Regions from separate parts of the Homo sapiens genome. Here region 2 is linked to region 1. The links are chromatin loops, found by intact Hi-C in ENCODE. Cell type or tissue: heart right ventricle. All regions are shown on one strand.

Region 1 (2,500 bases):
ATCTATGTTTTCTCACCAGCGAAGGCAATTTTGTTAAATTTACTTTCTGTAGACTGTATTATAAAAATCAATAGAATGCCTGTTAGATGTATATAGGTATCTTATAACATATTGAATAGTATATGACCTGTCATGCAAAACGTGGATGTCTTCCTGCCCCTGTTGCTTTAAATGGAGAATCCTGCTCCAAATCTGAAGTGAGTATTGTAGAGAGGATCCTAGCCAACAACCTGCAGGTTAAAGAGTAAAGTGAATAAAGTATGCTCAACTGTAAAATGGAGCTGTTTGGATTTGGGAGCATTAAGCAGGAGAGGTGAAAAGTAAAGACAATACTGGAAGCAAATGGCTGACTATTGAGACAAGAGTTGAAGATAACTCTGATAGGGTAGATCGCATTGAGTGAAGTAAGCTTTGCCAGCAGCTATCCCCAACAACAGACTGTGGGATTCACAGAAGTTTAGTAGCTCTAGCTTGTGGTATGCAGAAGAATTCCTCAAAAGTCTGTGTGCACAACATCCAAATGTCAGAATTCCCGCTAAGTTAGAAACTGCTAAGCTGCTTCTTTCTACATATATTTGAATCACATACCTTATTCTTATGACAAATATTCTGAAGAATTACTTATTTCATTTTTCTTTTTCTTTTGAGATGGAGTCTCACTCTGTCACCCAGGCTGGAGTACAGTGGCGCGATCTCAGCTCACTGCAACCTCCGCCTCCCAGGTTCAAGCAGTTCTCCTGCCTCAGCCTCCTGAGTAGCTGGGATTACAGGCGCATGCCACCACGCCCGGCTAATTTTTGTATTTTTAGTAGAGACAGGGTTTCACCATGTTGGGCAGGCTGGTCTTGAGCTCCTGACTTTGTGTTCTGCCCGCCTCGGTCTCCCAAAGTGCTAGGATTACAGGTGTGAGCCACTGTGCCTGGCATTATTTCATTTTTCATAGCTAGCTAAATAATGCTGTTCTATGATAAGATCTTTCTAAAACTTTAGGTGTCACTATAAAAGGCACATCTTGAATTAAAAAAGTTAAGATAGAGATAGAGTCTTAATTTTTTTTCCGTCCTATGTATTCTCTCAGCAGTTTGGTTCAAAGCATATTTGTTAGGAGTCAATGCTGCACTGGCTGCTGGAGATATGGTAACGAATGGTACCCTAGCCCTGGCATGTAGAAATACTTTCAATGTGTTAATAACATATTTTTTTTCCACAGTTAACTTTTCTATTAGTTAAATTAGGAAAATTTTTACATTGTCTTACGAATATCCAGTCTCTCAACTCAGCACTAGAGGGAGCAACAGTGCAGAAGAAAAGCTATGAAAATGTGAGCTTCACTATTATTATAGCAATATTGAAAATCACAAAATTTCAGAAAAAAAATATGGCTGAAAGGAGGTAGAATGTCTAACAGTGTGTGGAGGTGAGTGGCTAACCCGTCAGTAAAGTTAGGGAAAGCTGGAGATACCGCTTTGGAGAACTGAAATCTTTTTGAGGGATTTTTTTCCAAGAATAGGGCTTGAAATCTACATTAAACAGTATCTAGGAGACTAGGAGACATCACTCTCAAAGACTTTACTGCCAATATTTATTGACAAGTGCCACCAATCAGCAAGGATAAGACAAGAATAAGTGGGTAGAAACGTTTTTGGCCACAAGCAATACAATTTTGACCTGGGCAATGACCAGACCCTTGAAAACACAGTACTTTTAGAATGAATAACTATATAATGCACAGGACATGCTGTGTTATTTTCTGATAAGAACTTTTTGAAAAATTCAAAAAATTTTGAATGGAAGACAAAGAATTATGCAAAAATTTTAGTACTGAGGACAGAATGATGACTACCATGTACTAAGTGCCTGTCCTTGGCTTTAAATGTATTGTTATGTACAGTTTATTATGACCCTAATGAGGTAGGTAGTTCCAGCTGTATTTCTCATATTGGAAAATAGGCTTAATATAAGCCAAGTGTTAAAGAAATAATTACTGGATCATCATACTATATTTATGTAATATATAATACTGAAAATAAGTAAGATTAACATTCATATTGGTAGTCAGGAATATTATTAGGATTGATACAAAGTATGGCTAAATTTATTATTTGATTTAATATAAAGACCTAAAAATGTGTATTATCTAAGAAAAATTTGTAGCTTTTGGCTTTTGACATTTAGTAGAAGTATTAATCATTCAGAAGTAAACTATATATCTTATTACCAAAATAAAAGGCCTAGGTCATATTGTTCTTGAATTTTAAGTGATGGTTTAAATCTTAACATATTTGAGCTAATACATAGAAGTGCTTATTGTCAGAAGTCACTTAAACTCTATAAAGTCCTTGTAATTCCTTATACTGATTCAAGTGGTGCTGATATCACTTTCTTTGCAAGGTTTTATGTCATGAGTGTGTTGATGTGGACAATGGGATGTGATGTACCAACTTAGATTCTTTCCAGCTCCCTGGTGTTACTGCTTTTGTGTAGGACTTGCTAAACTAAT
Region 2 (2,500 bases), 230 kb after region 1:
TGGTGGCCCCTTTGATCATCTGCCACGTGATTGACAAGCGCAGTCCCCTGTATGACATCTCAGCAACTGACCTGGCCAACCAAGACTTGGAGGTCATAGTTATTCTGGAAGGAGTGGTTGAAACTACTGGCATCACCACACAAGCACGAACCTCCTACATTGCTGAGGAGATCCAATGGGGCCACCGCTTTGTGTCCATTGTGACTGAGGAAGAAGGAGTGTATTCTGTGGATTACTCCAAATTTGGCAACACTGTTAAAGTAGCTGCTCCACGGTGCAGTGCCCGAGAGCTGGATGAGAAACCTTCCATCCTTATTCAGACCCTCCAAAAGAGTGAACTGTCTCATCAAAATTCTCTGAGGAAGCGCAACTCCATGAGAAGAAACAATTCCATGAGGAGGAACAATTCTATCCGAAGGAACAATTCTTCCCTCATGGTACCAAAGGTGCAATTTATGACTCCAGAAGGAAATCAAAACACATCGGAATCATGACAGCAAGATAACCCCAAGACAGTCTTTTATCAAGTTTTGACGGTTTATGCTGGGCACTGCCAGACTGAACCAGAGCTGGAACACAATAATGTGTCCTTCTACATTTTATTACACTAAATGATATTCATATTCAAGCAACAGCACTTTCTGTAGTAATAAAAAGTAACACACCAAGTGGAGGATTCATGGCTTATGCTTGTTTCATACATGTAGAATTCGCAGTGATATACTTAAGTTATGTGCAGGGGTGGGTATGCTCGTTTCTCTCAATTTGAAACACAAGAATTACACTAATAGTAACAGGCCTTGAGCACAAAATTTGGTCAAGAAATGAGTCTGTTTGAAATGCTTAGTTGGTGAAACCCAGATCGCTGTGTTACTAATGATCACTCTGGAAATGCAAATAGAATAGGAGGGGAAAAAACAAAATCATGTTAATGCGTTTTGTACATCAGCCTTCTCCTGTCTCCATGATAACTGCATTTGGTAGGAAGCCTGAGGCAAAAACTGCTTAAGTGGATCTGTTTGTAAGTGGATTCAGTTCATTCGCTTTGTCTGTCGGTGACTCCTGAAGGTTTCCTGGTCCATCTCATTGCGGCCTGTTGGGCAGAGCTGGACAAGGTGTCTTTGAAGGAAAGCTAAGTCTTGTCTCATTTAGGACTGGGTTCCCCACAGTGACAGTCACTTCCTTCAGCATCTCACTTCTTCTTCTAGAATCCCCACAGGGAAATACTGTATTGAATATTTTATTAAAACATTTTCTTTGTACTCACTGTAGTTTTGTGATTCCTCTTTCACAAAATCATCCCAAGTTAAAACTCAAGATGTTTTTAGAGCCATGTAAAAGAGATGTCAAAGTGATAACACTCACTCTGAGATTCCTCTCTCTCAAGTCTGTTTGCTCCAAAACTAGCTTTTTTTTGCTTTGTTTTGATTTTATTTCAGGTTTTAAAATGTCCTCTTGGTTTTTCAATCTAAGCCTGACATACCATAAAAATCCTATAAGCTTTTTTTTTTAATCTTCAATCTCCCATCTTAAAACTATACTTCCTTCCCAGTAGTATCTGAATTTAGGCTTGGCATTTATAGATTTAGCATCATCTCATTTGCTAAAGTGAGATTTTCTATCAAAGCTTCATTTAAGCATATTTAGTGCCTGCTTCTTCAAGGAAGGGATGAGACAGGAGAGAGAAGTACTAGGTTAATAAACTATATATGCTTTTATTCTTACATTTTATAGCTAAACATCAGAAAGCTGAGCTATTGTGAAATCTTTCACACAGATTTGGGGGTTTGTATTTATGAACATTGAAATAGGTAATTATGAAATGTTCTATCTTAAGACTCATGATTCCAACCAGGTGAACAGAAACTGTTTATCACGTCATTGAGTTAATCATTCCTGAAAGGGTTCTAACTGTTCCTCTGAACTCCAGACTCACAGATCAAACAGGCACCTGAGGCTCCACTTGGAGATTGAACAAGCATTTCAAACTTACTAGGTCTAAAACCAAATACTTCATTCTCACTCACAAAAGCTGCCCTCCTCCCAGTCTTTCTTCCAATCACTCAGGCATCAAGCCATGACCTGGAAGTCATTCTTGCTGCCTCTTTCATACCCTACATGCCATCCATTAGCAATTACCTCTCGGCTCTGCCTTCAAAATATATCCAGAATATGACCAATTCTCTTTACTCCACCACTTCCTTCATAGTCCAAGCAAGGATACTGTATATATGCATGCATCTGTACCAATTGTTTGAATATTAAAACATTTCTGTCTAGGTTGCTAAAGACTATCTTAATAAAACTTAACCCAACAGCAACTATGGAGGTGGATATCAGACCTCAAAGCAGTTCTGGAACAGATGCAGGTTCCCACCTTCCCACCCCAGGGCAGCTGAGCAGACCCAGAGGTAGCTGCCACACAATCCAGCAGTAAGAACATGGATAGTGCCTTCCTGCTGCTCAGTAGTAGCCCAACTTTGTAGAGGTGACACAGGCT

Evidence for each region. A loop is a pair of places that touch in the nucleus more often than their neighbours do. Peaks named below come from ENCODE experiments on the same cell type or tissue, not always from the same donor. Only the 100,000 strongest peaks of a DNase experiment are listed, where the experiment ranks them.
Region 2: a loop joins it to region 1, with 2.0 times the contacts of the local background. A loop is called at or near these places in 12 of 110 quality-filtered maps.

What each region holds. Positions count from the first base shown.
Region 1 is chr12:21,988,793-21,991,292 of GRCh38, reverse strand. No RefSeq gene overlaps it. Among named protein-coding and RNA genes, the nearest start is that of ABCC9, 49 kb to the right of the region's middle. In heart right ventricle, a CTCF peak has its summit at 1,282 (motif pointing right); no DNase peak of the experiment used is centred here; H3K27ac peaks cover 231 bases.
Region 2 is chr12:21,763,717-21,766,216 of GRCh38, reverse strand. KCNJ8 (potassium inwardly rectifying channel subfamily J member 8) reads left to right here. Exons shown (of 3, transcript NM_004982.4): 3 at 1-1,262. The coding sequence ends at 494. The region is part of intron 2 of KCNJ8-AS1 (KCNJ8 antisense RNA 1); the gene reads right to left. Among named protein-coding and RNA genes, the nearest start is that of KCNJ8, 9.7 kb to the left of the region's middle. In heart right ventricle, no CTCF peak of the experiment used is centred here; no DNase peak of the experiment used is centred here; H3K27ac peaks cover 1,280 bases.